Regions from separate parts of the Homo sapiens genome. Here regions 1 and 2 are each linked to region 3. Evidence: chromatin loops called from intact Hi-C (ENCODE). Cell type or tissue: mammary epithelial cell. All regions are shown on one strand.

Region 1 (8,000 bases), 110 kb before region 3:
CAATCTAAATGCTTTAGCATGGAAGTTTCATCACATAGGCTCCTAACTCATTTGAAAGAAACCCCAAAAACTAATAACATTGTTCCAACCAACCACAAAGAAGCCCAAAAATGAAATCCTGTTATATGCTTAAAAGGGAGAAAACCCAAATATCTTTGATAAACTGCATTATTGATCCCTGAAATATTTAACTTACCACTTTGTTTTGTTTTGTTTTGTTTTTGAGATGGAGTCTTGCTGTGTCGCCAGGCTGGAGTGCAGTGGCGCATTCTTGGCTCACTGCAACCTCCGCTTCCCTGGTTTAAGTGATTCCTCTGCCTCAGCCTCCTGAGTAGCTGGGACTACAGGCGTGCGCCACATTGCCCAGCTAATTTTTTGTATTTTAGTAGAGACAGGGTTTCACCATGTTTGCCAGGATGGCCTGGATCTCCTGACCTCGTGATCCACCCGCCTCGGCCTCCCAAAGTTCTAGGATTACTGGCGTGAGCCACCACACCCAGCCACTTACCACTTCTTAACCTTCCACAGTTCTATGTCCAGAAACAGAAAATAACAGAATTGTCAATATAATATATACTTAACAGGGCAAACCACAGTGGCTTCTGAGAAAAGTCGTACACTCAAAATTGAAGTTTTTAACTCTTGTGTACCTGAAGAGAGCCCCAAACTTGCAGGAATCCATACAATATTAAACAAATCTTTATTGTTATTGATAAGTAAGAACTTTCTCTTGCTGTTTTGTTATTTGTTTTCTTGTTGTTTCATTGTCTTTTTTTTCCTTCTTTCGTTCAGGTCTTATTTTAGTTAAGGTGATGTTCTCTGGTGATATGATTTAGTTTTCTGCTTTTTATTTTTTGTGTATCCATTTTATGTCTTTTGGTTTGAGGTTACCATGAGACTTGCAAATACTATCATCCATTATTTTAAGCTGATAACAACTTAACACTGTTTGTATAAACAAAGAGAAAACAAAAACTCTATGCCCTAACTTGGTCCCCTCATTTTTAAAAATTTGCTGTATTTTTTGAGACAGGATGTCACTCTTTTGCCCAGGCAGGAGTAGAGTGGCACAGTCTTGACTCACTGCAGCCTTGACTTCCCAGGCTCAGGTGACCCTCCTACCTCAGCCTCCTGAGTAGCTGGGACTACAGGTGTGTGCCACCATGTCCAGCTAATTTTTGTAGTTTTTGTAGAGATGGATTTTGCCATGTTGCCCAGGCTGGTCTTGAGCTCCTGGGCTCAAGCAATCTGCCTGCCTCAGCTCCCAAAGTGCCGGGATTACAGGCATGAGCCACTGTGCCCGGCCCATCCTCCTGCTTTTTAACTTTTTGTTATTTCTATCTTATTGTACTGCGTATGTCTTAAAAAGTTGTTGTAGTTATTATTTTTATTGGTTCATTTAGTCTTTCTACTTAGTATAAGAGTAGTTTACATACCACAGTTGCAGTGTTATAATATTCTGTGTTTTTCTGTGTACTTACTATTACCAGTGAGTTTTGTACCTTCAAAACCCACTTGGGATTACTTATTGCTCATTAATGTCCTTTTCTTTCTGATTGAAGTGCTTCCTTTAGCATTTCTTGTAGGACAGGTCTGGTGTTGAAATCCCTCAGCTTTTGTTTGGGAAAGTCTTTGTTTCTCCTTCATGTTGAGGGATAATTTCACTGGATATACTATTCTAGGGTAAATTTTTTTTTACTTCAGAACTTTAAATATGTTATGCCACTGTCTCCAGGCTTGTAAGGTTTCCACTGTAAAGTCTTCTGCCAGATGTATTGGAGCTCCGTTGTGTGTTGTTTCTTTTCTCTTGCTTCTTTTAGGACCCTTTCTTTATCCTTGATCTTTGGGAGTTCGACTATTAAATGCCTTGAAGTAGTCTTTTTTGGGTTAAATCTGCTTGGTGTTCTATATCCTTCTTGTACTTGGATACTGATATCTTTCTCTAGGTTTGGGGATATCTTTTTCTGTTGTTATCACTTTGAATAACCTTTCTACTCCTGTCTCTTTATCTAGCTCCTCTTTAAGGCCAGTAACTCCTTTATTTGCCCTTTTGAGACTATTTTCTAGATCTTATAGGGGTACTTCATTGTTTTGGTTGTTGTTTCTGTTTTTTCATTTTTGAGACGGGGTCTTGCTCTGTCACCCATGCTGGAGTGCAGCAGTATAATCTCAGCTCACTGCAACCTCTGACTCCCAGACTTAAGTGAGCCTCTCACCTTAGCCTTCTGAGTAGCTGGGACTACAGTCATGTGCCACTATGCCCAGCTAATTTTTTTTTTTTTGGTAGAGACAGGGTTTTGCCATGTTACGCACGTTGGTCTTGAACTACTGGGCTCAAGCAGTTCACCTGCTTCGACCTCCCAAAGTGCTGGGATTACAGGTGTGAGCCACCATGCCCGACCCACTTCATTGTTTTTTATTTTTTCTTTTGTCTTCTCTGATTAAAATAACCTGTCTTCAGACTCACTAATTCTTTCTTCTGCTTGATCAATTCTGCTATTAAAGGACTTGGATGCATTCTTCAGTATGTCAATTGTATTTTTTCAGCTCCAGGATTTCTGTTTGGTTCTTGTAAATTATTTCAGTCTCTGTTAAATTTATCTGACAGAATTGTGATTTCCTTCTCTGTGTTATCTTCAATTTCTTTGAGTTTCTTCAACACAGCTATATTTTGAAGTCTCTTTCTGAAAGGCCACATCTCTCTGTTCCTCCAGGATTGGTCCCTGGTAGCTTATTTAATTCTTTGGTTAGGTCATGTTTTCTTGGATGGTGTTGATGCTAGTAGATATTCTTTGGTGTCTGGGCATTGAAGAGTTAGGTATTGTTGTCTTCACTATCTGAGCTTGTTTGTACCTGTCCTAGGGAAAGCCTTTCCAAGATATCTGAAAGAACTTGGGTGTTGTGATCTAAGCTGTATCTGCTTTAGGGGGCACCCCAAGCCCAGTAATGCTGTAATTGTTGCAGACTCATAGAGGTGCCACCTTGATGGTCTTAGACAAGATCCCGGAGAATTCTCTGGATTACCAGGCAGGCACACTCTTACTCATTTCTCTTACTTTCTCCCAAACAAATGGAGTCTCTCTCTCTCTCTCTCTTCTGAGCCACCTAAAGCTGGGGGTGAATGACATAATCACCCTGTGGCCACCACCACTATGATGGTGCTGGGTCAGACCTGAAGACAGCACAGCACTTTGTCTTGCCCAAGGCTTGCTGTAATCAGTCCCTGGTTACTGCCTATGTTTGCTCAAGGCCCTGGGGTTCTACACTCAGGTGGTAAAGCCGGCCAGGCCAGTGTGCTTCCCTTCAGCGCTGTGAGTTCCCCCAGGCTTGGGTGGGTCCAGAGGTACCATCCATGAGTCAGGGACTAGAGTCAAAAACCTTAGAAGTCTACCTGGTGTTCTGTTGTACTGTGGATGTGCTGGCACTCAAACCACAAGGCGCAGTCCTTCCCACTCTTCTCTCTAAAGACAGAGGAGCCTCTCCCTACAGCCACTGCCTGCCACCACAGGCCATGGAGAGCACTACCAGACTACTGCCAATGTTCCCTTAAGGCCCAAGGGCTCATAAGTCAGCTTGTGGTGAATGCTGCCTGGTCTGGGACTCACTTTTCAGGGCAATGGGCTCCCTTCTGCCCCAGGGCAGGTCCAGAAATGCCATCTAAGAGTCAGGTTCTGGAATTGGGGACCCAAAGATCCCACTTGGTGATCTACCCACCCCTATGGCCATGCTGGTACCTAAGGTACAAGACAAAGTATTTACTTTTCACTCCGCTTTTCTCAAGCAAAAGGAGTTTCGCCCCATGGCCACCACAGTTGATAATGTGCTGTATCCTACCTGAAGCCAGCAAGCCTCAGAGGCTCACTTAAGGCCCTTGACATAGTACCCGGGTATTGCTACTGGTTATTCAGGGCCCAAGGGCTATTCAGTTAGCAGGTGGTGAATGCTGCCAGGAGTAGGTCCTTCCCTTCAAGGCAGCAGTTTCCCTTCTGTCCCAGGGAATAAAAATGTCGTCTGGTAGCTAGGGCCTGAAACAGGGGCCTCATGACTTTGACCAAGCAACTCTGTTTTAGAAGTGTTCTATTTGAGATTATCTGATAGACAACCAAGTGGGGTTTTAAATTAGGCTGTTGAACATACATGTCTATAATTCAGGGAAGCAATCTGAGCTGGTATAGATTTGAATGTTATCAGCATATAGACAGTATTTAAAGCCATGAACCTAGATGAGACCACTGAAGGAGTGAGTTTAGATAAAGGATCTAATAAATGGATTCCTGTGGCACTCCAACATTTTAATGTAGGGGAGATGAAGAACTGACAAAAATGTGGCCAGAGAAACACGAGAAAAACCAAGAGTATAAGATCATGGAAGTCAAGTGAAGAGAGTATTTCAGGGAGAAAGGAATTATCAGCTGTGTCCAATAAGATGAGGACTGCTTCACCTTAGCGAAGTTTTGCTATAATTATATTGTAATCATAAGACTCCCCAAAAGACTGTGTATGCCCAGGGGAAAAGGAAGAGCAGGAAGAAGATGAGAAAATGAGTCATGTCATTATTGGTACACAAAACTAGCCTCTTTCAAGATTCGTTCCAATGTATAACTATTATGTATTCATAACATTTCTTAAAAACAGATTTGTTCCAGCAGTTTCTGCTTTACTTGGTTATTAAAAAAATGACACATAGCTGGCAGCCCTGGATCGTTGCTTCTGAAAAGTGTGGTCTTCAGACTAGCAACGGCATCACCTGGAAAGTTACTAAAAAATACGAATTATCTGGGCTCATTCCAGATCTACCAAATTAGAAACTCTAAGTGTAGAGCCCAGTAATCAGTTGTGTGGTTTTGTTTTTTGTTTTTTGTTTTCTGTTTTTTGCTTTTTTGAGACAGAGTCTCGCTCTCGTCACCCAGGCTGGAGTGCAGTGGCATGAACTCGGCTCTCTGCAACCTTTGCCTCCGGGTTCGAGCGATTATCTTGCCTCAGCCTCTCAAGTAGCTGGGACTACAGGCACCTGCCACCACACCAAGCTAATTTTTGTATTTTTAGTAGAGGTGGGGTTTTACCATGTTGGCCAGGCTGGTCTTGAACTCCTGACCTCTGGTGATCTGCCTGCCTTGGCCTCCCAAAATGCTAGGATCACAGGCATGAGCCACTATGCCCGGCCCCAGTAATAAGTTTTTTATCACCTCCAGGTGATGTTAATATAATCTAAAGTTTGAGAACACTGCTCCAGATTCCTGATTCTCAACCCTGGCTGCTTAATAGAAAGTTAAAAGAAAACAAACAAAATAAAACCACCAATGGCCAAGCCTTACCCAAAGAAATTGTGATTTAATTTGTTTAGGTTGGGGTCCAGGTATCGTTTGTTGTTTGTTTCTGTTTTTAATTTTTAAGCTTCCCAAATGATTGTAATATGCAGGCAGGGTTGAAAACCACTGCTCTGGATTTAATAGTAATCCATGTTCAGGTGCTGGCCTAGGAGTCAACCTGAAAAAAACCTCAGGACCTAGCCAAATCCACTCATTTACTATTATGCGTTATATGACAATGTGGGTAAGTACTGGGACCTCCTTAAATACTTTGGGCTTCTTGCCTAAGGCCCTCCCACGCTGGATATTCCCTGTTTGGAGATTTATTACCAAGCAAAGTTTTTGTTTTCTATTGGTGGATCTGTTCAGTGTCATCATGAGCTGAAAACACCGAAAGACAGATATCCTGCATTATCAGTCCAGAAAAATGCTCACTCACAGGGAACCTGGAAGGTCATAATTATGTGCATCCTGTATGATATCAAGTGAGGTGTACTATGACCCAGTGCCTCAGGTGATGATTTCAGCAGACTCGTGGAGTAGCTGCAGTGGGTTTGGCTGAATTTAAAGGTAAACTGGATTGTTAAAAGATCAAGTAAAACATAGTGCCTACCTTGTAACACTGGCATGCAGATACCTCCGAAGGAGTAAGCATGAAGGGAAACATGAAATAATTAGAGTAATGGACAGAATATGTTGGGATGACTAGGAGTAGTTAGGGAGAGCTTCTCTGAGCAAGTTATATTTGCCCCAAAGCATGAATAATATGAATGCGGCAAAGATTTGGGAGGTCATTCCAGACAAAGACTTTGATAGCATAATGAGCTTGGCCATTTTAAGGGATAGAAAGGCCAGTGTAGCTGGAGTGTAGTGAACAAAAGGAAAAATGGTAGGAGCTAAGGTTTGAGAAGTAGGTGAGGGTATACCTTTTTTTTTTTTGAGATGGAGTCTTGCCCTGTCGCCCAGGCTGGAGTGCAGTGGCAGGATCTCGGCTCACTGCAACCTCCGCCTCCCAGGTTCAAGCGATTCTTCTGCCTCAGCCTCCCCAGTAGCTGGGATTACAGGCACGCACCACCACGCCTTGCTAATTTTTTGTGTCTGTAGTAGAGACGGGTTTCACCACGTTGGCCAGTCTGGTCTTGAACTCCTGACCTCGTGATCTGCCTGCCTCAGCCTCCCAAAGTGCTGTTACAGGCATGAGCTACCTCGTCCGGCCGAAGGTATATCTTACAAAGGCTTGAAAGTGCCATCTTAGATGGTTCAGGTTTCATTCTAATTCGGTAGGAAGCTATTGGGTTTTTACCGAGGTAAATGATGAGATCAGATTTATGTTATTTTTAAAGATCACCTGGCTATGTTGAGAAAGCTCTAAAGGGAAGCAATAGAGGAATAATGGTAGGTAGACAGAAGGCTACCGAAGTAGTTGTGATGTAAGATGAATGCTGGTTCAGATTAAGATTGTAGCAGAAATGACGGTGATGATAGAGCCAGTAGGACAGGCTAATAGAATGCATGAGATGAGTGAGGAAAAGATAAGTAGTGAGGATGAAATTTAGCTTCTTGGTCTGAGCAATTGAATGGATGGTGATATCATTTACTAAGGCAAGGAGGAGCAGATTGGAAAGGTAAGGAGGAAATCAGATTCTCTTTAGGATGAGTTAAATTTGAGGAATGTATCCATTGTGCTGACCTAGAGATACAGGGTTGGGAGTTATCACAGTCTATATGCATTTAAAGCTGTGGGATTGGATGAAATCACCTGGGAAAGGAAGGGAAAACAGCCAAGACAAAGCCCTCATACACTTTAATATTCAGAGGTGGGGTGCAGGAGATAGTGCCTACCAATGGAGACAGAGAAGGAAGGGCTGATAAACTGTGAAGTCAGGAAGCCTAGAGAGGAAAGTCTTTCAAAAACGTGGGTGGTCAGTTATGTCAAACACTACTGAAAAATGGAGGGGAATAAGGACATACAGTTTATCATTAGGTTTGGCAATGTCATACATGACCTGGAAAAAACTGTTTCAGTGAAGGAGAAGAGATGAATGCCTACTTTGAAGTATGTTAACACAATAAAGGGAGTGAAAAAGATGAGACACCTCTTTTGAGAAGTTTTGCTTTGAATGAGGAGCAGAGAAATGGGATGATGGGTAATTGGTCAAGGGAATTGTTTTTTAATGGGTATATTTGAATGGTAATAGGAATGACTCAGTAGTGAGGAAGCAATAATTCCAGAAAGCATAGTTCTAGGAGTAAAGTACTTGAAACTAAGGAGAATGGGACCTAGAACACAAGCGGAGAGTTCAAGGAGTATAGACATAAAGAGAAGTCAGAGTCTGCCAGTACAGTTAGATTAGTGAATTTCATGGGAATGAAGTATCTTCTTTAATTCGATCTATGTTAATCATTAAGTACAAGACAGGCTTATCTGCTGCAAGGCAGAGGTTGATAGGGGGGAACTGTGCTCATGTGAGAGTTTGGAGGTTGAGAAAAGGATGCACATTTACCAGCTAAGTGTTTAATAGAGTTCTCTACTAGTGTACAGTGCTCATTTGAGATGTGTGAGATAAATGTAAAGGAACATTGATATATTTGCATGTAAGAATGGAGATTTATGAGGAAGATGATAGCTCACTTTATGTTTGTTTAACATGTTATTTCCTTATAGTTATGATAAATTTAGAGATTAAATAC
Region 2 (8,000 bases), 160 kb before region 3:
GAAATAACAACTGGGTGCAAAATACAGAAACTGGTGTTACGAAAAACATAGAGTAATAACAGCACAGTGTTCAAAGTTAGGTCAAAGAATGACTAACATGAGTAAGCCCTGTAAACTTTTCAATAGCCCTACCTAGTAACAAAACCTAACTCTGGTAAGATGACATCAAGTTAAACGTCTATTCCTGGTAAAATGCTACTCATTATTCTGGCAATACATACAGTTCAACCATAATAAACTACCTCAACAAAACAAAACAAACAAATAAAACAAATAAAAATTATTAGAAAGGAAAAGAATATCAAATTTCCTCCAGATCTGGTACTGATTCTCTTAGACCTACTCTATATATATTGGAGCTGAACATATCAACCCTTGCTCATAAAAATAAAACAATAACTTTTTTTGAAACTTCTATTCAGGTCTGGTCACAAGCTTTTCGGATAAGGGATACACAATCTGTAGTAAGCACTCAATGAAAGGTCATTGAGATGAATATATATCAAGTCCTGATATCTCAATTTATAGGTGCAATACTGAATGTCACTATGAACTCAAGATTAGAGGGTCTTAACTATTAATAAAAATATTGCTGCTTTGCCTACATTTCCCGATGTACCAACATCTTCCCAGGATAACAGTGAAGATATCTGACCCTTTCCCTGGGTCAAAAAAAAAAAGGAATCCGGTGGTCAAATAAGTTTCAGAACTATTTAATTATTTGGATTAATCAAAAATAGGCAAAATTAGTTTCCTTTTCTTCAAAACTACTCAGAGCCTTTAGGGTGCATCCTGAATCTCCAAGAAGGAACATACATTTCCCAAATGTACTTAATGAGGGAACTTGTTCTCACTGAACAGCTCTTGGGACTACTGTTTCGTGGAACACAGAATGAAAACTACCGTAACTCAATGGAAAAATTAAAATGGCACATAAAGTTCCTGCAAACCATTGTGCCTAGAACAATGTCTGGCACATCAAAGGTTCTTTTTTTGAGACAGAGTCTCTCTGTCGCCCAGGCTGTGGAGTGTGGAGTGCAGTGGTGCGATCTCCGCTCACTGCAAGCTCCGCCTTCCGGGTTCACGCCATTCTCCTACCTCGGCCTCCCGAGTAACTGGGACTACAGGCGCCCGCCAACACGCCCGGCTAATTTTTTCTATTTTTAGTAGAGAGGGGGTTTCACCGTGTTAGCCAGGATGGTCTCAATCTCCTGACCTCGTGATCCGCCCGCCTCGGCCTCCCAAAGCGCTGGGTTTACAGGCATAAGCCACCGTGCCCGGCCACATCAAAGGTTCTTAACAAGCTTCTGTTGTACCAACGTAAAGGGTCAATATTTTGTCACAAGTCCCAAACATATTTGATTGTGTATTTTTTTAAGCAATATCTATAAGATTACTATGCCAAAAACACATTTGGGGGCTGGGCGCGGTGGCTCATGCCTGTAATCCCAACACTTTGGGAGGCCGAGGCAGACGGATCACGAGGTCAGGAGTTCGAGACCACCCTGGCTAACACGGTGAAATCCCGTCTCTACTAAAAATACAAAAAAATTAGCCAGGCTTGGTGGCACGTAACTGTAGTCCCAGCTACTCGGTAGTCTGAGGCAGGAGAATCGCTTGAACCTGGGAGGCGGAGGTTGCAGACAGCCGAGATCGCGCCGTGCCACTGCACTCCAGCCTGGGCGACAGAGCGAGACTCCGTCTCAAAAAAAAATAAAAAAAAATAAAAAAAATTTAAAAAAACCTTGGAAAAATGCTTGTCTACAGAAATATAGTCCTATTAATTAATGTGAACTAACAACAGAACCTAGCTTTGTATTACCACTAACGTAGGCTGTTCTAAGAGAGATGTACTATCTGAAAGACAAAATGTTCATCTCAGCAGGTTATCATCCATCATCCATTTGCTGGGAGCTAAGGCAGAGCCTAGTAACAGCATTCACACTCAGGCCTCCGCTTTTGTAACTCCCTTCAATTTTCCATTTTTTCTAACATCTCCAAGGCAACACCACTAGAGGAAAAGCTAGGGAACTAGAACTACGTAGGTATATTCCGCACTTACTAAAAGCACTGACAAACTGCCGCAGCGCTACTTCTGTTCTCCCATTTTCTCCTTTTTTGCCTATTCCAGGAGCCACCTGCCCACCAGAATTGTACCGCTCACGTACATTGTATACTACCTTTTCCACTCGCTATACACATTACTCTAGTTTAAGTTCTCTTTTCATCAATGCCATCATTCCTTCTTGTAAGGAGCCTTTCTTTCCCATTTCTCCCTCCTACAATTAGAGCTTCCCTTGCCTAGGTAATTTTTTAAATAATGAATGTATCTTTCTCCCTCCTAGATTCTCATTCTTCTAATTTGCATATTTGCCTCAAGCTAAACTCATGGCCTCCTTCACTCTTGGACAACAGTCTAAAGATGAGGTGGGAGGATCACATGTTCGATCCAAAAGGAAGAAGGCAGCTATGTTAACAGGAGGTGGAGAGTCACAGATCTTTGTTTATGCATATTTTTTAGAAATTAACAACGCACACGCTGAGAGCTTAAAGCCCATCAATATGCAAGTATAAACGAATTATCAAAGTTCCTCGTCAAGTAAAGTTCAGGGCTCTCATTCTGGGACACGTATAGGGGAGGGGAGGCTGAAAATTGTGAGGAGGGGGCGGTCATGGCACAGAACTTGCTATCCCCGTGGACGTGGCGGACAGCGGACCCGCTAGTCACAGCTCCACAAGGTCTCGCTCCGGGCGCCTCCGAGGGCCGAACGGTCAGCCCCGCCTCGGGCCTTCCTCCCCGGCCTCCCAACCCGGGGCTGGGATATGCCCCAGACCCCGCAGCCTCAGCGTCAGGATGCACAGGCTGACGGGAGCTGGCCGGTACCTGGTCATAAGGGGACTTCTCCAGCATCTGCGTGCATAGATCGGCGCAGAGCTGGAACTTCCTGCGCCTAAAATAGCTCCAGGCCAGGAGCAGCGGCTCCATCTCCGAGCTCATGGCTGCCGGTGCGGCCAGCGAAGGCCCAGCGCTCCAGGAGAGAGGTGGGCGTGGAGTGAAGAGCTGGCGGCGTCCGACTCTGCCCGGCAACCCGCGACGGCTGGGGCCTTGTCCGAGAGGTGCCCGCAGCGCGCCTGAGAACAGGAAAAAGAAAAACAACCGCAAGCAGAACTCGGCTACAGGGCTTGCCTAAACTTGGTTGGAAAAAGATGTCTACTTTTAAAGGCTACAGGTTTCATTGATTTTGAAAAGAAGGCACCGCGGCTAAACAAAAAGGTAGTGAGTTAGACACCTGCCCCTGGGGTCCCCCACCCTCCCAGGAGGCGCAGCTGCCTAGCAACCGAATGCTCTGCCTGCCCTGCAGGTCCGGAAGAGTCCCTGGAGTTGATCTCTGTCTGGTGTCTGTCCTACTTCTTCCATTCGCTCGTTTCCATCCCTTTCGCTTTACCTTCCGATTCTAGAAATACAAACAAGTAAACAGCTTCCACAGTACCATCCACCCATCAAGACCTAAAGTCCTAAATCCTGAAATTGTCCGCTGTTTCTCGAGGTCCTTCCCACCGAATCTCAACATCTGAACTGCAAGTGGTTTGCTTTTACTCATTTTACAGATGAGAAACTGAGATAGACTCAGAGAAGAGAAATTATTAAAATTGCATTGAGTTAGGGAGCTGGAACTGCAATCTGGTTGACTACAAGTTGCTAATACATTTGTTAATTCGACTCACATGGTGATTCCGGATTGTAAATTGGTGACAGTTTTACCAAACTAGATAATGTGTGCAAAATAATAATAATAATAATAATAATAATAATTTTTAAAAGCTTTGTGAAACATCGTCTCCTGGCACTTGCTGTTTGGCAAGGGTTTACTTGTGCAGAGTGATTTCTTCAAACACAATTCTGACTTTTCTCTAGAAATTTGCACAGATGACAAATATGCTTAAAATTGCAATGGTTATGAAAAGAGAGGTGTGACCGGCTAAATCCAGGTAGGCTTTTCTCAAACCACTGGGGTCTGAGAAAACATTAGACATTCTATTTAATCCACATATTTATATTTTTCATAGGTATTAAAATGAAACTTATGCTTCTAAACTAAGAAATTTATTGTTACCTTTTATTCTCTACTAAGCAGTCTTTCTTGAATTGTTGTATTTTGGAAGTCAGTAATTATCAGGATTGTCATTGTTACAGTTAAGTGTATTGTCATTAGTCTATTTGTGTTCTCCTGGAACTGCCGGTAGAAATGTAATCTCCCTAAAGGTCCTAATGAAGCAGCCCATGGTTTCTGAGTGTCAAATTTTTAAGAACGCACATGCCGACAATTGACAATTGGGCTCAATATTTCACAGCGTCTTTTTGTTTTCTGGTACACTGTAAGCAGATTACTATGTAAGTGATTTTCAACCCTACTAGAGAAAGTGAAGCACAGAGAAACCCTTTAAAAGGGTCAGTTTCACAAATGATGCTAGATCTCAGTTCATAGATCCTTATCTTTTACTCTCTAGCATATAGTCAGATGTTCTAAATAAACTTTTTTAAAGAATAGTTTTCGATTTACAGAAAAGTCACAAAAATAGTAGACAGTTCCCATATACCCAGTTTCTCTATTGTGTGAGATGTTGACATTTGTTTTAGTGTAAGATGATACATTTGTTACAACTAAGGAATCAACAATGGTACATTACTATTAAATAAACTCCACAGTTTATTTGGATTTCAGTAGTTTTCCCTTAATGTTATTTCTCTATTCCAGGATCTCACTTAGGGTACCACATAACATTCGGTTATCATGTCTCCTTCACCTCCTCTGACACTGTGGCAGTTTTTTAGACATTCCTTGTTTATGATGACCTTGACAGTGTTGAAAAGTGCTGGTCAAGTATTTTGTAGAATATCTGAGAAGTTCTTAAAAATAGAGATGTCCCAATTCCAGCCCTAGAAATATTGACTTAAATTGTTTGAGGTAGGACTGGGGCATCGGTTTTGTTTTTTTAAGTGTCTCAGGTGATTCTGATGGGTAGCCAGGATTAATCACCCACTACATTGAGTTCTAGTCATGTATCTATTGAGATTATTGCCAACTTCCTACAGAGAAACACTATTTACATAAGTGGGGAAATAAACATGCCAATAAACATATAAATAAATGTGGAACAAATGAGGCATTAAAATATTTTAGTAGCATATAATGTGTGTTAACTTCTTTCAGAAGGCTGTTTTTTTCCTCTCACAAAAGTCAAATGAATGAGGAAAATTGTAGGATATTTAGTAAATTACAGGATGTTAAACATGTCCAAATGTAGCATAAAATGTGTCTTTAAAAGGATATAAAAATATGTTATTTTTAATATCATGTAAATATGTTTATGGTTCATTGATTTTATGAATTTATAGACAGACTTACATTTTTTAATAATATCTAACTGATAAAGCAGAAACCATTTTTTTAAAGATATGCTAGTAATAGGAAGAATAGACAATGTAACAATTCCTGGTGAAGGGAATAGATAAGAGTTACTAGGACCATTTTCCTCCTAGAGAAAGTGAAGCACAGAGAAACAAGCCCTTTAAAAGGGTTAGTTTCACAATCGATGCTAGATCTCAGTTCATAGATCCTTATCTTTTACTCTGTAGCAACTAGATATTTCTTTAGGTTAATCAGTCTTAAATCAAATACCTAAGGTAATTTAACTTTAAATGCCAAAGTTTAAATTTTCTTAAATGTTAAATTGGAATTATTCTGCACATTTAACCCAAAAGAAAAACAAAAGGCATAAAATGAGATATTTTCTTGGTCAACAAGTATTTGCCCGGGCTCTGTGCTTGGTGGTAAGAATGCAGAGATCAACAAGACAGATCTCCTGGCCGGAGAGTACTTATACACAAAGAGTAATTAGCACGAAGAGCACTGGACTTAAGGTTAGATTTAGCAGCCGTGTTTTCTCAGGCAAATTAGGAATCAGTTTAGGATGATGATTAAGAAGTGGGGTCTGAGGCCGGGCATGGTGGCTCAGGCCTATAATCTCAGCACTTTGGGAGGCCAAAGGCAAGGAGGACCACTTGAGCCTTGAGCCCAGGAAGTCAAGGCTGCAGTGAGCCATGAGCATGCCATTGCACTCCAGCCTGGCAGCAGAGCAAGACCCTGTCACTAAAAAAAAAAAAAAAAAAAAATTGGGCTCTGGGGCCAGATGTTTTGTATTTGAAACCTGACTTTTTCATGCCCTTGGCAAAGTTGTGGGGACTTTGTGGAAGGGACTTACTGGCCTGTGCCTCAGATTTTTTATCCATAATGTAACATGCATTTGCTGTATTATTTAAGAATTTTCAATTCTGCCCTAAAGAATAGGAAAAACAAATGGGATAGATGAAACTTATCTGTAAGTATATGTTACATCAGTTCATATGTTAAGTACAGATAATAAGTAAATCATTAACCCATGAAACATGTTAAACATAGAATAGATATTTACTTCTTAGACATACGTTAAAAGGACAAAACAAACAAGAGTGTTACTTGTAAACAGAGATGGAAAGCAAAATAAACCTTAAATATTCATAAAGCATGGATCAGTCTTGTTGCCTCAAATTGACCACCCATTGGTATCATCCATTCTAACCCACTTGTTTTGTGCTTAAAATGTATACTGCTGCTCATCAGGTCATTGCTGAGCTATAGGTGTAGCTCATACTTACCTCTATCTTTTTATTATTTTTATTGTTTGGGGACAGGATCTTGCTCTGTCGTCCAGGCTGGAGTGCAGTGGCACAATCATGACTCATTGCCTGCTCACTGCAGCCTCAACCTTCAGGTCTCAGGTGATCCTCCCACCTCATCCTCCCGGGTAGTTGGGACTACAAGCACGCACCATCATGCCCAGCTAATTTTTTTTTAAATTTTTTGTAGAGACGTGGTCTCGCCATGTTGCCCAGGCTGTTCTTGAACTCCTGGACTCAAGTACTCTGCGTGCTTCAATCTTCCAAAGTGTTGGAATTACAGGTGTGAGCCACAGCACTCAGCAACCTCAGTCTTTTTGATAGAGCAAACATAGACTGGCACCATGAACTTTCCATCTCTGAACATTCTTACCTACACTCTGGTTCTTGTAACCATGCCATCTTTGGAGAAGGCAGATGAGGCAGAGAGAGAGGCAGAACATGTGAACATTGAGTGACCCACAGTAGTGTGGTCCTTTCACCTGCATGATCTAAATGTGTTCACCTACTGAATCTCTTTCCCCTTGCTTCCCACTTTTTTCTAAAACAATTCAGTCTCCATAGTGACTGTCAAAAATTGCCAGTGCTGACTATCTTGCAAGTTGTCATGGCAGGGTATTGGAAAAAGTTTTCAATTAGCAATAACCTAGGATAAACCTCATTGGCTACCATATTTCCACTGTACAAAGCTAAGACTGTGTGTTTTAAATTGGTTTAACAAACTAATTTATTTGACCATCTTAATCTGGCCTTTGAGCCAGATTATAATGATAGTGATAATGATAGTGAATATTTTATGGGATGACTGTGGAGATCACATCAATTTACTTCAAGTAAGGCACAATTACATTGTCTTTCAAAGAACATAGAAACACGTTGGCGGGGAATCAGTAATGTATGCAGCCAGGTAGCTCCTCTAATTTCAGTCAGACTGAAATAGGAATTAAAAGAAATTAAAGAATGTGTAAGCAAAAACTCAGTTGTATGTAAGAAAACTCAATTCCCCCTGAAGAAGAGAAAGAGCTGGAGTCCTTTAAAATTAACTGCCTGTTTTTCTGTGGCTAGTGGACCTTATCTCTCCCTTTCCCAGGCATTGTGAAGACTCTGTTTCTCTAGCTGTGCAGCTGCAAGGTCACTAGACAGATAATGTCAAGTCGTAAAACATGTTGTTCCTTGAAAAGTAAGAAATAATGTAATGCATGTCTTAATTGAATAACTGTCTTTGTTTCTCGCTTCTGTAACATGCTTCCCCCTGCATAGATCTCCCCCTGCCCCAAAAAAT
Region 3 (8,000 bases):
GTTTTGTTAGAAACTAGGATTGCACTCCCTGCTTTTTCCTGCTTTCCATTTGCTTGGTAAATTTTCCTCCATCCCTTTATTTTGAGCCTGTATGTGTCTTTACACATGAGATAGATCTCTTGAATATAGCACACCAGTGGGTTGTGACTCTTTATCAGCATGCCATTCTCTGTCTTTTAATTTGGGGCATTTAGCCAATTTACATTTAAGGTTAATATTGTTATGTGTGAATTTGATCCTGTCATCGTGATGCTAGCTGGTTATGTTGCACACTTAATGTAGTTGCTTCGTAGTATCATTGATTTTCGTACTTCAGTGTGTTTTTGCAGTGGCTGGTAACACTTTTTCCTTTCCATATTTAGTGCTTCCTTCGGGAGCTCTTGCAAGGCAGGCCTGGTGGTGACCAATTCCCTCAGCATTTGCTTGTCTAAAAAGGAGTTTATTTCTCCTTCACTTATGAGGCTTAGTTTGGCTGGATATGAAATTCTGAGTTGGAAATTCTTTAAGAATGTTGAATATTGGCCCCTAGTGTCTCCTGACTTGTAGGGCTTCTGCTGAGAGGTCTGCTGTTAGTCTGATGGGCTCCCCTTTGTAGGTGACCTGACTTTATCTCTGACTGCCCTTAACATTTTTTTCCTTCATTTTGACCTTGGAGAATCTGATGATTATGTATCATGGGGTTGATCTTCTCATGGAGTATCTTACTGGGGTTCTCTGGATTGCCTGAATTTGAATTTTGGCCTGTCTTGTTAGGTTGGGGAAGTTCTCCTGGATGATATCCTGAAGTACGTTTTACAACTTTGTTCTGTTCAGGTACCCCAGTCAGTCATAGGTTCAGTCTTTCTACATAATCCCATAGTTCTCAGAGGTTTTGCTCATTCCTTTTCATCCTTTTTTTTTTTCTCTAATCTTGTAGTGTATCTTATTTCAGCAAGATAGTCTTCAAGCTCTGAAATTCTTCCCTGTGCTTGGTCTATTCAGTTATTGATACTTGTGGTTGCATTGTAACATTCTTGGTTGTGTTTTTCAGCTCCTTCAGGTCATTTGTGTTCTTCTCTAAACTGGTTATTCTGGTTAACAGCTCCTGTAATGTTTTATCATGGCTCTTAGCTTCTTTGCATTGGGTTAGAACTTGTTCCTTTAGCTCAGCAAAATTCATTATTACCCACCTTCTGAAGCCTACTTCTGTCAATTCATCCATCTCAGCCTTTGCCCAGTTCTGTGCCCTTGCTGGAGAGGTGTTGTGTTAATTTGGAGGAGAAGAGGCACTCTGGCTTTTTGAGTTTGCAGCATTTTTTTTCTTTGATTCTGTCTCATCTTTGTGAGTTTATCTAGCTTCAGTCTTTGAGGCTGCTGAACTTTGGATGGGGTTTTTGCAGGGACTTTTTTTGTTGATGCTTTTGTTGTTGGTGTTTGTTTTTCTTTTTTCTCCTTTTTTTTTTTTTTTTTGAGATGGAGTCCTGCTCTATCACCCAGGCTGGAGTGCAGTGGCATGATCTTGGCCCACTGCAACCTCCACTTCCTGGGTTCAAGCAATTCTCTGCCTCAGCCTCCCAAGTAGCTGGGATTACAGGCACCTGCTACCACACCCAGCTAATTTTTTTTGTTTTTTTTTTAGTAGAGATGGGGTTTCACCATCTTGGTCAGGCTGGTCTTGAACCCCTGACCACATGATCCACCTGCCTCGGCCTCCCAAAAGTGCTGGGATTACAGGCATGAGCCACTATGCCTGGCCTGTTTTTCTTTTAACAGTCAGACCCCTCTTCCTCTTCCAGCTGAGGTTTGCTGGAGGTCCACTCCAGACCTTCTTTGCCTGGGTCCCTCCCACACCTCGAGGTATCACCAGTGGAGGCTGCAAAACAGTAAAGGTAGCTGCCTGCTCCTTTCCCTGGGATCTCTGTCCCAGAGGGTCACTGAACTGATACCAGTGGAAACGCCCCTGTATAAGGTGTCTAGCAACCCCTGTTGGGGTGGTCTCACCCAGTCAGGAGGTACAGGATCCAGGACCCACTTAATGAAGCACTCTGACTACCCCTTGGCAGAGGGGGTGCATTACACTGGGGGAAATCCCACTTGTCCTGACTGCCCAGATTCCTCAGAGCTGGTAGAGGGAAAGACTAAGTCTGCTGATCCATGGAGACCACGGATGCCCCTCCCCTCTAGGAGCTCAGTCCCTGGGAGATCAGAGTTCTGTCCACAAACCTCTGGCTGGAGTTGCTGAAATTCCTGCAGGGAGGCCCCGCACAGTGAGGGGTTATGGTCAGGGTCCGACCTAAAGAGGCAGTCTGGCCACCATCTGCCACAGCCTCTGTGCTGCACTGTGGTGAATTCCTCCTGGGTCTAAACTGTCTATTTTCCCAGGCACCATCAGAGGAGAAATGGCAGACTGGAGCTGCAGTGATGTCTGCTGCCCCTCGCCCAGGGAGCTCAGTCATCTGAGGCAGCAGACAGCCAAAGTGATGACAGCCGTCCCTTCCCCCAGGAACTTGGTAGTCTTCGGCAGTCTGTAGCTAAGTGGCCACTGAGAATCTGTGCAGCTCTATGCTTGGGACTCAAGGAACTGGTGGCATGGGCTCACGGAGGGGATCTCCTGATCCACCAGTTGCACAGATCCATGGAAAAAGTGTGGTTTCCCGGGCAGGATAGCACAATCACTCACTGCCTCTCTTGGCTGGGAGTAGGAGCTCCCCTTGTCCTGTGCAGCTCCCAGGTGGGCTGTCACTCCACCCTGCTTTTCCTCACTCTCCATGGGTCATGCCAACCACCTTGTCAGTCCCAATGAGAGAACCTGGATACCTCAGTTGCTGGTGCAGGATTCACTTGCCGTTTTCGGTCTTCTTGGTGGGAGCCTCTGACCACAGCTGTTTCTAGTTGGCTTTCTTGGCCCCTCCCCTTCCAAATGTGGCTTTTTTGCTCTGGGTTTCTGCTCCCCTTTTAATTTTGATAACTAGAAAATGTTTCTAATTTTTCAATGATCTCAGCTATGAATTTTAAAGGATACTTACTATATTAATCTTCCCTTAAACTCAACTTTCTACCTGCTTTATGCCTGCACCCAACCAGCAGAATAAGCATTGAGTAAAACAGGGAACTGTGATAATTGACCTCACTACTATTCTGTTTCTCTTCCCTCTTTTGTAGCAGAACTCCTCAAAATAGTTGAGGCGCCCTTCTCTGTGTGTTCACATGACAGTAGCTCCATAACCCACTCCAATTAGGCTTTTTTCCCTACTTGTCCATTTAACCTGCTGCCAATCTGTTGATCACTTCCTGGTTCTCAGTGTATTCACCTCACAGCAGTTTGTGACACAATTTATCATTCCCTTTTTTTTTTCTGAAATACTTTATTCACTTGTCTCTGGAACCCGTGCGTGTCTGTTTCTTCTCTCTACTTCACTGACTCCCTTTTTCTGTTTCCTTTGCTAGTGCTATCTCTTCTTCCTGCACTCTGCATTTAGGACTGCTCCAGCGCTTCTCCCCGGACTTTTCTTTTCATATGTACACTCACACTTTAGATTCAGTCGGTCACTGTCCAGTCAGAAGATGAGACTACAAGGCTTATTTGAACAGTGGGAATTTAATAAAAAGAATTGCTAACTAGCAAAAAGTGATTACCTACTGAAAAAGCCTTAGAGGTAGCCACCATAGAAAGCAGCAACCCTAGTACTAAGGGAGAGTGAACAAGTTAAAGGTGATTCAGACCTGTTTGGAAATGGTGTGGCTGCCACCAGAACATTCAGTGAGCTTGTGGCGAAAAAGCTTGCCAGAGGGTGCAGCCCTCAGTGGAACAGTGAGAGTAGTCACTTGGTGAAGGAGAAGCTTGCCAGAGGCAGCAGGCCAGAGCTGAATGGTCAGAACCACTGCTTGAAGAGCTTAACCTAGGGCAAAATCATTGAACTGTGAGGACTCCTGCCAGAGAATCTTCCTGAAGTCCGCAAATTGCAGCTAAATTGTTAGAGCCATTACAGTGATGGTGGAGAAACTTGCTGAAAGAGGCAGTTGGGGCTGCCACTCTGGTGAATGCCATCAGGCCCCCTTCATGCCAGTGCCCGGGCTCTGTTAGTAAAACAGCACACTGGAGGAAGGGAGTCACTTCTGTTTTGGCCTTGTAGTGTCTCTCCAGCTCCCTCTACTGGCAAGCTAGCAAAAAAGTCTGTGAGGCCCAAAGTGGCAGATTTGGAACTGAGAGGCAATAAATTAATAACCAGCACAGTCTTCCCCTCTGGCTAGTCAGGATCCACATGAACCTTTATACACACATTTGAACTTCAGTACAATCACAGAACTAACCTTATGTTTCTACCCAAAGAGATGCAGCTACCCTTGGTACAAGTGAAGTAGTTCTCACCCCTAAAGAGAGAAGACCTACGCTATTCTCAAATTTAGTCACGGTCTTATATTCTTTTAACACAAGGAATATTCTTTTAACACAAAATTGTAAAGTTAACCTCCAACAAACTTGTATAAAATATGAAGGAGAAAAAGGAGAGAAAAGTCAAATAGTTAATATACACAAATAAAGATATACATATAACAAACATTATATGCAGCTCCTGAAAAGGATTCATATATTAAATTGTCTCCTTCATGTCTTCACTTGAACTTCTCATAGGCATCTTTAACTTAATTTGTACAGAACTAAGCACTGGTGGTTCCTCCTCTAGTTTATCCCATCTCAGTAAATGGCATCACCACTCAAGCAAAACCATGCCCTTGACGCCTTTCACCCCACATCCAGTTGGTCAAAGTTCTGCCAGCTCTATCTTTGAAATATATCCAAATCCTTCCTCTTATCACCTCCACTGCTGCCACCCAGCTCCAGGTCATCATCATCTCTTGACTCTCAAATCTGAGAAATCACATCTTAGATTTCTTCATTTCCAATGTATGCTTGATAATTAAATGACTACTTGTTCTCAACTTATGCTATAACTTTTCATTCTGTATATACCCTGTCCTTTCCTCATCAGATTTCATACAAGATACCAAAATCCTTAGGGCTTTTGAATATGTTTGCTGCAACCCTTGCTGTTAGGGTAAGCCCTTTTTTGTGTTTATCAATGCAGCACTAACCCTTATTTTTACGAATGTTAACATCATTAATGACATTAATGAACGATATTAATTTATCATTAATAATAAAAATATCATTTCATATATGGTTCTGAAACGTATATATACAGATGTATCTTCCTACCTTTAATAATGGCCTATTAGATTTTTAAAAATATTTTAGTTTCATAGGCCAGGTGCTGTGGCTCATGCCTGTAATCCCAGCACTTTGAGAGTCTGAGGCAGGTGGTTCACCTGAGGTCAGGAGTTCAGGACCAGCCTGACCAACATGGTGAAACCCCATCTCTACTAAAAATACAAAAGTAGCCAGGCCTGGTGGCACATGCCTGTAATCCCAGCTACTTGGGAGCCTGAGGCAGGAGAATCACTTGAACCCAGGAGGCGGAGGTTGCAGTGAGCTGAGATCATGCCATTGCACTCCACCCTGGGCAACAAGAGAGAAATTCCATCTCAAAAAAAATTACTTTTATAAAGATGACTTATTTCTTAAATTTCTGTTTTTTTGGAAAGAAGCTACAAAGGTAAAACCTACTCTGCAAAACTTCCACATATATCATTGGCTTTTTATGTTAATTAAAATCTCTCATTCTTTTTCATCAACTTAATTTCTTTTAAGGTAAATATCCATACTTGCTTTTGTTGTATTCAGAAGTGAGTTTCATTCCTGCTTAGAATTCCATACCATTGACTTCTATAGAAAACTTAATCTGTATCTCGACTCCTTTTTAATATTGATTTGAAGCCATAATAAAGAGGCAACCTTTTTAGCAAATATTTTTTTTTTTTTTGAGGCAAGGTCTCACTCTGTAACCCAGGCTGGAGTGCAGTGGTGCAATCATAGCTCACTGCACCCTCAACCTCCTGGGCTCAAACAGTCCTCCCGCCTCAGCTTCCTAAGTAAATGGGACTACAGGTGTGTGCCACCATGCCTGTCTATTTATTTACTTACTTACCTGTCTTCCCTTCCCTCTTCTCTCTTCCCCCTCGCCCCTTCTCCTTTGCCCCTTGCCCCTTCCCCTACTCTGCCTACTGGCAGAGATGGGGTCTTGCTATGTTGCCCGGGCTGGTCTTAACCTCCTGGCCGCGGGCAGTCCTCCTGCCTCAGCTCCCCAGAGTGCTTGGATTATAGGCATGAGCCACCACACCTGGCCCATACTTTAAATTAGAAAAAAGGGAAAATTGCCTAATATGCTCTTTCTCTTTCAGGTGGGAGGTGTTGCTGTTTTTCTCCTGATGGTAAAGCTTTAGCCGTAGGTCTCAACGATGGAAGCTTCTTAATGGCAAATGCGGATACTCTAGAGGATCTTGTGTCTTTTCATCACAGAAAAGATATGATTTCAGATATTCGATTTTCACCTGGTAAGATCCATTGAAATTGTATTTGAGTATTAACTTGGGTCTGGCAGTGTATAAATGTATCAATGTATAATTTTTATTAACTGTTATGTTATCTCAGAACTTAACTTTTTTACTAGAAGAGGCAGTGTAGCAAGAGGTAAAAGCCCTGTTGTTAGATTGGTGCAAATATCTGTCTTAGCGCCAATTCTGTTACTAAATTTTCTGTGTGACTTGAGCCAGGATGCTTCTCTGAGCTTTTGTTTCCTCATTTGTGATATAAAAGGGGTTGGATAACTGTTTTCGTTATATTCTTAATGCTTTTGAAATTGCACTCATTTTACTCCATTAATTTCCATGTATTCATTATCTACTACAAACCTACTGTAATGTAGCAATTACTAATGTTAAGGCAAAATTTACTTATGTTGGTTTAGTTCCATTTTTTTCTAAATTTAGAGGGAGTTTTGTTAAATACAAAGTATCAAAACTACATCATACATAGCTTTTGACATTTGCTTCCCACTGAACTAATTTGTTACACTAAAAAATTATTTTGTTAAGTATAATATACTTGAAAAATGTTATCATTTGTTATTTAACACATCTGTTTTATTATAATTTATGAAACAGCTAAGATTTCTCCATAAAGAAAAGGAAAATTAACTCTAGTTGCAGAGTGTAAAAAAGTATTTCCAAAGATAGAAAATGTCAAGCAAATATGTTTCTATTATAGGTTCTGGGAAATATCTTGCTGTAGCATCCCATGACAGCTTTATAGATATATACAATGTAATGAGTAGTAAACGAGTAGGAATATGCAAAGGAGCTACCAGTTACATAACCCATATTGATTGGGATATTAGAGGTAAGACTTTAAATAACTTAATACTTGATAAAAGTTTCATTTGATTTAGTATAGCTATATTAGAGAAACGGAAAAGTGATTCAACAGATGAGTTAAAAAGAATTGGGAAAAACAACCATTATTCTCAAAATTATTTTTTACTATTTTACATCTGAAGATGAATACTATAGAGTTGAGACTTTTCTTTTTCCTTTTTCTTTTCTTTTTTTTTTTTTTTGAGACAGGTCTCACTCTGTCACCCAGGCTGGAATGCTGTGGTACAATCACAGTTCACTACAACCTTAACCTCCTGGGCTTAAGTCATCCTCCCAACTCAGCCTCCTGAGTGCTGGGACTACAGGCATGCACCACCATGCCTGGCTAATTTTTAAATGTTTTGTACAGACAGGTTCTCACTATATTGCCCAGGCTGGTCCCGAACTCCTGGACTCAAGCAGTCCTCCCACCTTGGCATCCCAAAGTGCTGTGATTATAGGCATGAGCCACTGCACCCAACCTACACTTTTCAATACTTCACCTAATATCGTTCAAATAATAGTACAGTAAGTGATTAGTTGTTTAATTTGTAAAGTGATTTAAATATTGTGCAAAAAAATTGTTGTGAAGATGTCTTGATCTTTGTCATATAAATTTGACATAAATAGAATATAGAAATGTTGGCCAGGTATGGTGGCTCATGCCTGTAATCTCAGTACTTTGGGAGGCCAAGGCTGGAGGACTGCTT

The links. Peaks named below come from ENCODE experiments on the same cell type or tissue, not always from the same donor. Only the 100,000 strongest peaks of a DNase experiment are listed, where the experiment ranks them.
Region 1: a loop joins it to region 3, with 3 times the contacts of the local background. A loop is called at or near these places in 2 of 110 quality-filtered maps.
Region 2: it touches region 3 in a loop (6-fold over the local background); 3 of 110 quality-filtered maps call a loop at or near these places.

What each region holds. Positions count from the first base shown.
Region 1 is chr14:88,771,001-88,779,000 of GRCh38, reverse strand. The region is part of intron 1 of EML5 (EMAP like 5); the gene reads left to right. Among named protein-coding and RNA genes, the nearest start is that of EML5, 18 kb to the left of the region's middle. In mammary epithelial cell, a CTCF peak has its summit at 3,511; a DNase peak (open chromatin) is centred at 3,330; H3K27ac peaks cover 993 bases.
Region 2 is chr14:88,819,706-88,827,705 of GRCh38, reverse strand. It overlaps TTC8 (tetratricopeptide repeat domain 8), which reads right to left and starts at 3,055. Exons shown (of 15, transcript NM_144596.4): 1 at 2,885-3,055. The coding sequence starts at 2,998. It also overlaps the pseudogene RNU4-92P. RefSeq lists an enhancer at 3,044-3,403. In mammary epithelial cell, no CTCF peak of the experiment used is centred here; DNase peaks (open chromatin) are centred at 3,035 and 3,325; H3K4me3 peaks cover 1,719 bases; H3K27ac peaks cover 1,880 bases.
Region 3 is chr14:88,663,769-88,671,768 of GRCh38, reverse strand. It overlaps EML5 (EMAP like 5), which reads left to right. Exons shown (of 44, transcript NM_183387.3): 22 at 6,280-6,432; 23 at 7,145-7,276. Among named protein-coding and RNA genes, the nearest start is that of ZC3H14, 100 kb to the right of the region's middle. RefSeq lists an enhancer at 3,195-3,374. In mammary epithelial cell, a CTCF peak has its summit at 4,125 (motif pointing left); DNase peaks (open chromatin) are centred at 3,788 and 4,098.